Regions from separate parts of the Homo sapiens genome. Here region 2 is linked to region 1. A link is an interaction called in ENCODE POLR2A ChIA-PET data of the cell type or tissue named here. Cell type or tissue: Panc1. All regions are shown on one strand. Each heading gives the region's core, and the rest is flanking DNA. Links, peaks and the distances in the headings are about the cores only. Region 1 overlaps LOC107987026 (a long non-coding RNA gene). Region 2 has its middle 93 kb from the start of MIR31HG.

Region 1 (4,399 bases), core at 205-4,204:
GACAATGATTAGGATATAAACCCAGGCATTTGAGCCGGCAACAGCTACCCTCTTTGGGTCCCCTCCCTTTTTATGGGAGCTATGTTTTCACTCTATTAGATCTTGAAACAGCACTCTCTTCTAGTCCATGTTTGTTACTCCAGCTGAGCTTTGGCTCACTGTCCACCACTGCTGTTTGCCGCCTCCGCAGACCACCACTGACTTCCATCCCTTCAGATCCGGCAGGGTGTCCTCTGTGCTCCTGACCCAGCCAGGCGCCCATTGCCGCTCACGATAGGTCTAAAGGCTTGCCATTGTTCCTGCAAGGCTAAGTGCCCAGGTTCGTCCTAATAGAGCTGAACACTAGTCACTGGGTTCCATGGTTCTCTTCCGTGACCCACAGCTTCTAATAGAGCTATGACACTCACCTCATGACCCAAGATTCCATTCCTTGAAATCCGTGAGGCCAAGAACCCCAGGTCAGAGAACATGAGGCTTGCCACCATCTTGGAAGTGGCCCACAGCCATTTTGGAAGCGGCCGTCCACCATCTTGGGAGCTCTGGGAGCAAGGACTGCCTCACACCACTCCCCGTAACAGTTTCACCATGTTGGCCAGGCTGGTCTTGAACTCCTGACCTCAAGTGATCCGCCTGCCTCAGCCTCCCAAAGTGCTGGGATTATAGGCATGAGCCACCGTGCCTGGCTATTTTGGGAATCGAAACTAGCAACATGAAAAAGTGACCCCTAAAAGTGACTTAAAAATTAAAACACACTTTGGGAGGCCGAGGTGGGTAGATCACGAGGTCAGGAGGTCGAGACAATCCTGGCTAAGAGGGCAAAACCCTGTCTTTACTAAAAAATACAAAAAATTGGCTAGGCATGGTGGCTCACACCTGTAATCCCAGCACTTTGGGAGGCCGAGGCGGGCGGATCACGAGGTCAGGAGTTCGAGACCATCCTGGCTAACATGGTGAAACCCCGTCTCTACTAAAAACACAAAAAATTAGCCGGGAGGCTACCAGGAGGCTAAGGCAGGAGAATGGCGTCAATCTGGGAGGTGGAGTTGCAGTGAGCTGAAATCATGCCAGTGCACTCCAGCCTGGGCAACAGAGCGAGACTCCGTCTCAAAAAAAAAAAAAAAAATTAAAACAGCTCATAGCAACGCATATTCTGAAAATAAATTTGATTTGGCAGAACTATCACGAATTCTCACATAAGAACTCTGATAAATTCCTAGCGTTGAAAAATCAATAAGAACTTTTACCCTCCATATTGAAGGAAGGATACCAAAAAACAATAGAAATCTATTTTAAAAAAGAAAACGCATATCCAAGTTTGAAGAACTGCTTTTTGTGTTTTACTTATCTATCCCCATTTTGTCTTAAGTAGCATCTTACAATATTTGTTACTTTCTTTAAATGAAAGTGGTGGGAAAAAAATTAAAGAAAGGAATTCTCATTCACTTCCTCCCGGTTTTATGGGAACTACCTTTATATGTATTTAAAATGTCATTAAATGGTGAAGAAAGTATTTTCCTGATCAGAACATTTCAGAAGTGAAGTGTACAAGCACAAAATGCCAAATGCCATGAGGCTTTATATCAGCAGCCATAGGAAATTTCTTGCTCCTCTCGCACTATGGAGTATGCATAGCTTGTCCACTCACATTTACAATGAGTTGGCAGTTAAAACTTAACTATGAGTTTGAAGACATGGAAGAGCATTCAAAGCAGCCAAGAATAGAGGATGCAGAGGGACTCAAAATTCATTGTGGTGAGTCTACGTTTGCTGCTACTTTTTCCTCTTGGGCATTTGTTGATTCACAGCTCAGTGCGCCAAAGCCAGGGAAAGTCATGTTTTAAACTCTGTGGCAGTCTCACCGTGGGGGACATCAAAACTTAGACTTCATGACTACAAAGATTAGTCATTACTGAAGGAACTAAGAAAAGTGAGCCCAACATTTGGCACAAATTTTATTTCTAAAGCATTTGTTAATCCCTAAGCTATGCGTTGGTGATAGGAGACAAAAGAAATGAAGTTCTTACCATGTCAAGGAAATACCGCTTGATAGATACTCCAGGATTTCACCTAAAAGCCTTAAAGGCTTAGTCCATAGGAATAAAGACAAATTATAAACCTATCAGTTTTCACAAATTGTGAAATCTAGTTTCAAATCAATTAGTTCCCTAACTGAACCAAGGTATCCAGCTAGTACTATATTGTCCTACTAAAAGAAAATTAAATTCTCTTTGGAGAAAATTAACATCTCCAACAATTTTTCATACACAATGTTCAACATTCGATCCAAGTTGACAGGTATGTCTATACAAAGAATCACATTACTGAAGCCAAAAAGCAAAAATAAACAATGGAAATAGATCAACAAATAATACAGATACTGAAGTTATCAAACACAGACTTTAAAACAGCTATGATTAACATTTTCAAGAAAACAGATTTAAAAGTATATAAAATTTTACTAGATAACTAGAATCTATAATAAAAGGCAATTCAAATTATGGACTTTAAAAATACAATAACCATAGTTAAAATTCAATTCAAGAAACAGGTTTAATGCCATAGACAGCAGAATGCAGAAGCAATTGCCTGAAACAGAGTTCAATATAAAGTATCAAAATTCATGTATAGCAAGACAAAAGGAGGAACAAAAAGGAGCATAAAGGATATCTGAGACTGAGAGAAAAGATCAACATATGTGTAATCGAAATTCCTAAAGGAGAAGAAAAGGAATGCTGGGCAAAAATTTTGCAAAACTGATGAAAGACACCAGAAATGTAAGTAATTCTTTGTACTCCAAGCAGGATAACTACAACGAAAGCCATGCTTACAGACATCATTATGATACAAACCACTGAAAGCTAAAAACAAAGAGAAATCTTAAGACCACTCAGAGGAAAATACTATTACCTTCAGAGGAATAACAAAAGACCAACAGCTGACTCTTCAAATCTTTCAACAGAAATGTCGAACAACAGAAATGTCGAACACCAGAAGAAAATAAAATGACATTCTTAAAATGCTAAAAGAAAATAATTGCCAACTTATAATTTTTCATCTAGGACAACTGAGGACAAAATAAAAATGTCTGGACAAATAAAAAAGGAATTTTATTGCCACTACTGAAATATTATCTTTAATGGAGTTCTTTAAGCAGAAGGAAAATTACTCCAGATGGAAGGTTAATCATACAAGAAGATACAAAGAGCACAAGAAAAAATAAATAGGTAGGTAAACCGAAATGAATATTAACTGTAAAAAATAGATAAAATGATTTCAAACTACAACTTGCAGATTGAAACACACTGCCCATGCAGACTTTTATGCCATAGTTTAGTTGTTGGGCTATGATGGAGATAAGCACAGGATACTATGTGAGGACAACAAGGGCACCTGGACACCTTGGAGACACAGGAAAGATCTTCCTGAGAAAGTAACAGATATATATCTATGATCTCTGGTTACTCCCCTTTGTAAGTTATTTGCTCCTGGCAAATTGAATAGTCCACAGTTTCTTACACGTATTCTGCCATTTCTTTACTCATGATGTTTGCGTATTCTGTTTTCTCTAAAATGCAAACATCCTCTCCATCTCACCTCCCAATGTCCATAGATTCAAATCTTTCAGGTTTAAAGCTCTGTGCCGCTATCATTTTAAGCCTTCTCTGGCCATGTTCCACCACCATCCCTGGCACCCCAACCCAAAATTCAAGAATCTTTTTCTTTTTTATAAGGAATGTATGTTTATGTTATCATTCCTATTAGGATTTAGGTTCTTCAGGAACATTTTGTCTTATTCACCATTGTTTACCCTCCAATAAACATCTGTTGAATAACGAATCAATGGATGGATGGATAGATGGCCAGATAGATGGGGAGGCCATTAGGACAATCCTCCAGGTAAGTATAAATTTTGCTCTGACTTGGCACTTGCTTAACTATAAATCAAGGCTCAACATGCCATTTTCTCTCCATTCCTGCATTTTTCTGGTTTTAATCACACAGTTGCTGAATCATCAAATGCTACAGCAGAAACATATCCAAACTGGTAAAATTCTCAGTAACTATTTTTGATCTTGAAGCCAGTTAGAAACATACTATTAAGGGAAAAGTGATAACTTGTTAATATTATGGTTTGATGAAGGGGAAATATTGAACAGAGTTTTCTAATATATTTAACTGGTTTATAATTTGCAGAGTAAAACTTCAACAAGTGCATGCCCTTGAAATCCATTAATCTCTCTGTATTGTTTTATGTCTGAATCAGTACAGAGAGAATAAACAATATCCATAGTAAAATGAAAACAAAATATCAAGTTTTTCTTTGTGGAATGCACAGGCCTGCATAAAGATAGATGAATTTTATAAAACTAATCTATGTTCAGTCATGGACAGATAAAAA
Region 2 (4,399 bases), core at 138-4,137, 77 kb before region 1:
TATTTCTTGGAGGCTTTGTTCATTGATTTTCATTCTTTTTTCTCTAATCTTCTCTTCATGCTTTATTTCATTAAGTTGATCTTCAATCTCTGATATCCTTTCTTCAGCTTGATCAATTTAGCTATTGATACTTGTATATGCTTCACGAAGTTCTCAGGCTGTGTTTTTCAGCTCCATCGGGTCATTTATGTTTTTCTCTAAACTGGTTATTCTAGTTAGCAATTCCTCTAACCTTTTTTTCAAGGTTCTTAGCTTCCTTGCATTGGGTTAGAACATGCTCCTTTAGCTAGGAGGAGTTTGTTATTACCCACCTTCTGAAGCCTACTTCTGTCAATTCATCAAGCTCATACCCCATCCAGTTTTGTTCCCTTGCTGGCAAGGAGTTGTGATTCTTTGGAGGAGAAGAGGCATTCTTGTTTTTGGAATTTTCAGCCTTTTTACACTGTTTTTTTCTCATTTTCATGGATTTATCTACCTTTGGTCATTGATGTTGGTGACCTTCGGATGGAGTTTTTGTGTGGATGTCCTTTTTGTTGATGCTGATGCTATTCCTTTCTGTTTGTTAGTTTTCCTTCTAACAGTCATGACCCTCTGCTGCAGGTCTGCTGGAGTTTGCTGGAGGTCCACTCCAGACCCTGTTTGCCTGAGTATCACCAGTGGAGGCTGCAGAACAACAAAGATTGCTGCCTGTTCCTTCCTCTGGAAGCTTCATCCCAGAGGGGCACCCGCCAGATACCAGCTGGAGCTCTCCTGTATGAGGTGTCTGTCGACCCCTGCTGGGAGGTGTCTCCTAGTCAGGAGGCACAGGGGTCAGGGACCCACTTGAGAAGGCAGTCTGTCCCTAAGCAGAGCTTGAGTGCTGTGCTGGGAGATCCACTGCTCTATTCAGAGCTGGCAGGCAGAAACGTTTAAGTCTCCTGAAGCTGAACCCATAGCCGCCTCTTCCCCCAGGTGCCCTGTCCCAGGGAGATGGGAGTTGTATCTATAAGCCCCTGACTGGGGCTGCTGCCTTTCTTTCAGAGATGCCCTGACAAGAGAGGAGTCTAGTAGGGAAGTCTGGCTACAGCAGCTTTGCACAGCTGCAGTGGGTTCCGCCCAGTCTGAATTTCCAGGCCACTTTGTTTATAATGCGAGGAGAAAACCACCTACTGAAGCCTCAGTAATGGCAGACGCCCCTCCCTGCAACAAGCTCAAGCATCCCAGGTCGACTTCAGACTGCTGTGCTGGCAGTGAGAATTTCAAGCCAGTGGATCTTAGCTTCCTGGGCTCTGTAGGGGTGGAACCCACTGAGCTAGACCACTTGGCTCTGTGGCTTCAGCCCCCTTTCCAGGAGAGTGAACAGTTCTGTCTCACTGGTGTTCCAGGAGCCACTAGGGTATGGAAAAAAAACTCCTTCAGGTAGCTCGGTGTTTGCCCAAATGGCCTCCCAGTTTTGTGCTTGAAACCCAGGGCCCTGGTGGCATAGGCACCCAAGGGAATCTCCTGGTCTGCGGGTTGCAAAGACCATGGACAAAGCATAGTATCTGGGCCAGAGTGCACTGTTCCTCACGGCACAGTTGCTCACGGCTTCCCTTGGCTAAGGGAGGGAGTTCCCCAACCCCTTGAGCTCCTGGGTGAGGCAACACCCCACCCTGCTTCAGCTCCTCCTCTGTGGGCAGCACCCACTGTCTACCCAGTCCCAGTGAGATGAGCCAGGTACCTTAGTTGGAAATGCAGAAATCACCCGCCTTCTGCGTTGATCTCACTGGGAGCTGCAGACCAGAAATTTAAATCACTTTAGGTCACTTCTGATTGAACAGATTTGGTCAGTTTTCTTGCAGAGGCTGACATTTGAATGGGAACTTGGAAAACAGGTATGATTTTGATAGATGAGGAAAAGGGAAGGACATCTTAAGCAGAAGAAGTTGAATGAGTAAAGGCATCAAAGTGTTGCAATGCTGCACTTATCCAAGGAATGGCGATAGTTGTATTTGGCTGGATTCTGGGTACTTGGAGAGCTAATGGTGGTAGACAGCCTGGAAAGAGAGCTTAGGACTTGATTATAAAAGGCTTTGGATCCCAGTTTAAAAATATTGAATTGTATTCAGTAAGTAATAGTCAAGGAAAATTTGTGCAAGTGAGTAATCTCAGGTTTGTGTTTTAGGAAATTTAGCCAATGGCCTGCAATCAAGAAGTGTGAATTCAATCCCAAGCTCTTCTTGCTGTGTGTCATTGAGTAAATTATATAATCTCTTTGTGTTGTGGATTTCTCATCTGGAAATAAAGCTGGAGTTAAACTACTTTTCTTAATCAGAGGGATGGTTTGCCTGTTATATAAGCATTGAGAGTTTATTGTCTAGTTATTAGTAGATTTTCTGTTTTGATGGATCCAAAGTATAGGGCAACTGAGACCTTTACTCTCCCAACCTGAGACCTCAGTGAATGTACTGAGTGGTTCTGTTTTAAAATGCAATTCTAAGTCCTGAGCACCTTTTTGCGTGTGTGTTGGTGGGGATGGGTGGAGGTGGTAGAGGTGAGAGACGTCTTGATGGCTCTTGACAATAATAGCTGCCGTATACTATAGATTTACTATGTTCCAAAGTCAGTATTAAGGGTTTAAAACATATTTTCTCATTTAATCAACACAATAATCTTGTAAGAAATACCCTGAGAAACACTGAGTCGCTTGTCCATGCATCTGCTATAGAGATGTTATTAAAGCAACGCTTATGACTGTACAACAAAGGTATTTGCCCCATGTAGTGACTGGAAGATTCTGATTGTAATCAGCTAATTCAAAGAGCCAGTAGATGCTGGACCTACATGCAGTTAAGTGATGCGGGAAAAGGGGCAGAGTTCAATCCCATGCTGACACCCTCATTTAAAATGATGATTTTTTTTTTTCTTGGAGGCTAGCCTAGGAAAAGAAGTAAAGGTGATTCATTTACTAATTTGCTGAATAGTAGATATTTGAAGTGTACATTGGTCACTGATGCTGGAGGGAATATATTCGTCCACATTATTTTTTTAATCTCAGTAATGTATTATGAACAAAAAACAACCTCATAATATTTATTTATGATATATCTTAATAAATCCTGTTTTCCATTTCACCAGAAGCAGTCAGGATCGATGTAAACTCTTCAATCTCTTGGAGTCTCACTTTTCTCATCTGTAAAATAAAACATGATATTTAACTTGCAGAATTATTGTAAACATTAGAAATTAGGTATGCAAGGCATCTAATATAGTACCTGTCACAAAGTAAGTGATCAATAAAAATTGTCCACTCAGCACTTCTGCCTGACTTTCCATATAAACAGATTGCTATGATTTTGTGCAAGTAGGTTATATGTCCTTTTACTATAACATCTTTCCAACCATTTGGTTCTTTGACCATGATAAGTTGGGAAATTTGCTCAAGTCTCATAGAAAATGTCAGGATACCATCTATGGGCTAAAATGTTGTGGCTTACAATATTTTGTGATGTGATCCCTGTCTAACACCTTGTTCAGCCCTCTCACCAGTTCCCTACCTGCAACCTTATATGGCAGCTAAACTTAGCTATTGGTTTTTTTTTTTTTTTTTTGAGATGGAGTCTCGCTCTGTTGCCCAGGCTGGAGTGCAGTGGCTTGATCTCGACTCACTGCAAGTTCCGTCTCTTGGGTTCACGCCATTCTCCTGCCTCAGCCTCCTGAGTAGCTGGGACTACAGGCACCCATCACCACACCTGGCTAAGTTTTTGTATTTTTAGTAGAGACGGGGTTTCACTGCGTTAGCCAGGATGGTCTCAATCTCCTAACCTTGTGATCCTCCCGCCTCAGCCTCCCAAAGTGCTGGGATTACAGGTGTGAGCCAACTTGGCTATTTTTATCTCCTCTACACATAATATTTCCTCACGATACTAAAATAACTCTTCTATCTCTGCCTGGCTAATTCCTATGCTGGCATTATATCTTCCATAAACTCCTCTATACTAGTCAGAGTTCTTCAGAGTAATAAAACCAATAATATATCTATATATCTATATCTGTGTATAGATAGATTTATTTTGGAAATTGGTTCATATGATTATAGAGGCTGAGAAATCCCACAAGCTGAAACTGCAAGCTGGAGAACCAGAAAAGCCATTGGAATAATTCAGTGTGAGTCTAAAGTCCTTTGGACCAGGAGATGGGGGTATGAGTGGTAATAGTGTAAGTCCTAGAGTCCAAAGACCTGAGAACCAGGAGCTTCAATGTCCAAGGACAGAAGAAGATGGATATGCTAGCTTAAGAAGAGAGAGAGAAAATTCTTCCTTCCTCCACCTTTTTGTTCCATTTGGGCCCACAACAGAATGAAATTATGCCCACCCACATGGGGGGCATAATTTCTTTACTTAGTTTACTAAGTAGAATGTTAATCTCTTCCAGAAAAACT

The links. Peaks named below come from ENCODE experiments on the same cell type or tissue, not always from the same donor. Only the 100,000 strongest peaks of a DNase experiment are listed, where the experiment ranks them.
Region 2: POLR2A ChIA-PET joins it to region 1 with 7 read pairs; 2 of 35 experiments call an interaction of 5 or more read pairs at or near these places.

Annotation. Positions count from the first base shown.
Region 1 is chr9:21,727,104-21,731,502 of GRCh38, forward strand. All of the region lies in intron 1 of LOC107987026 (a long non-coding RNA gene), which reads right to left. Among named protein-coding and RNA genes, the nearest start is that of MTAP, 73 kb to the right of the region's middle. In Panc1, for the core only: no CTCF peak of the experiment used is centred there; no DNase peak of the experiment used is centred there; H3K27ac peaks cover 2,110 bases.
Region 2 is chr9:21,650,520-21,654,918 of GRCh38, forward strand. No RefSeq gene overlaps it. Among named protein-coding and RNA genes, the nearest start is that of MIR31HG, 93 kb to the left of the region's middle. In Panc1, for the core only: no CTCF peak of the experiment used is centred there; no DNase peak of the experiment used is centred there.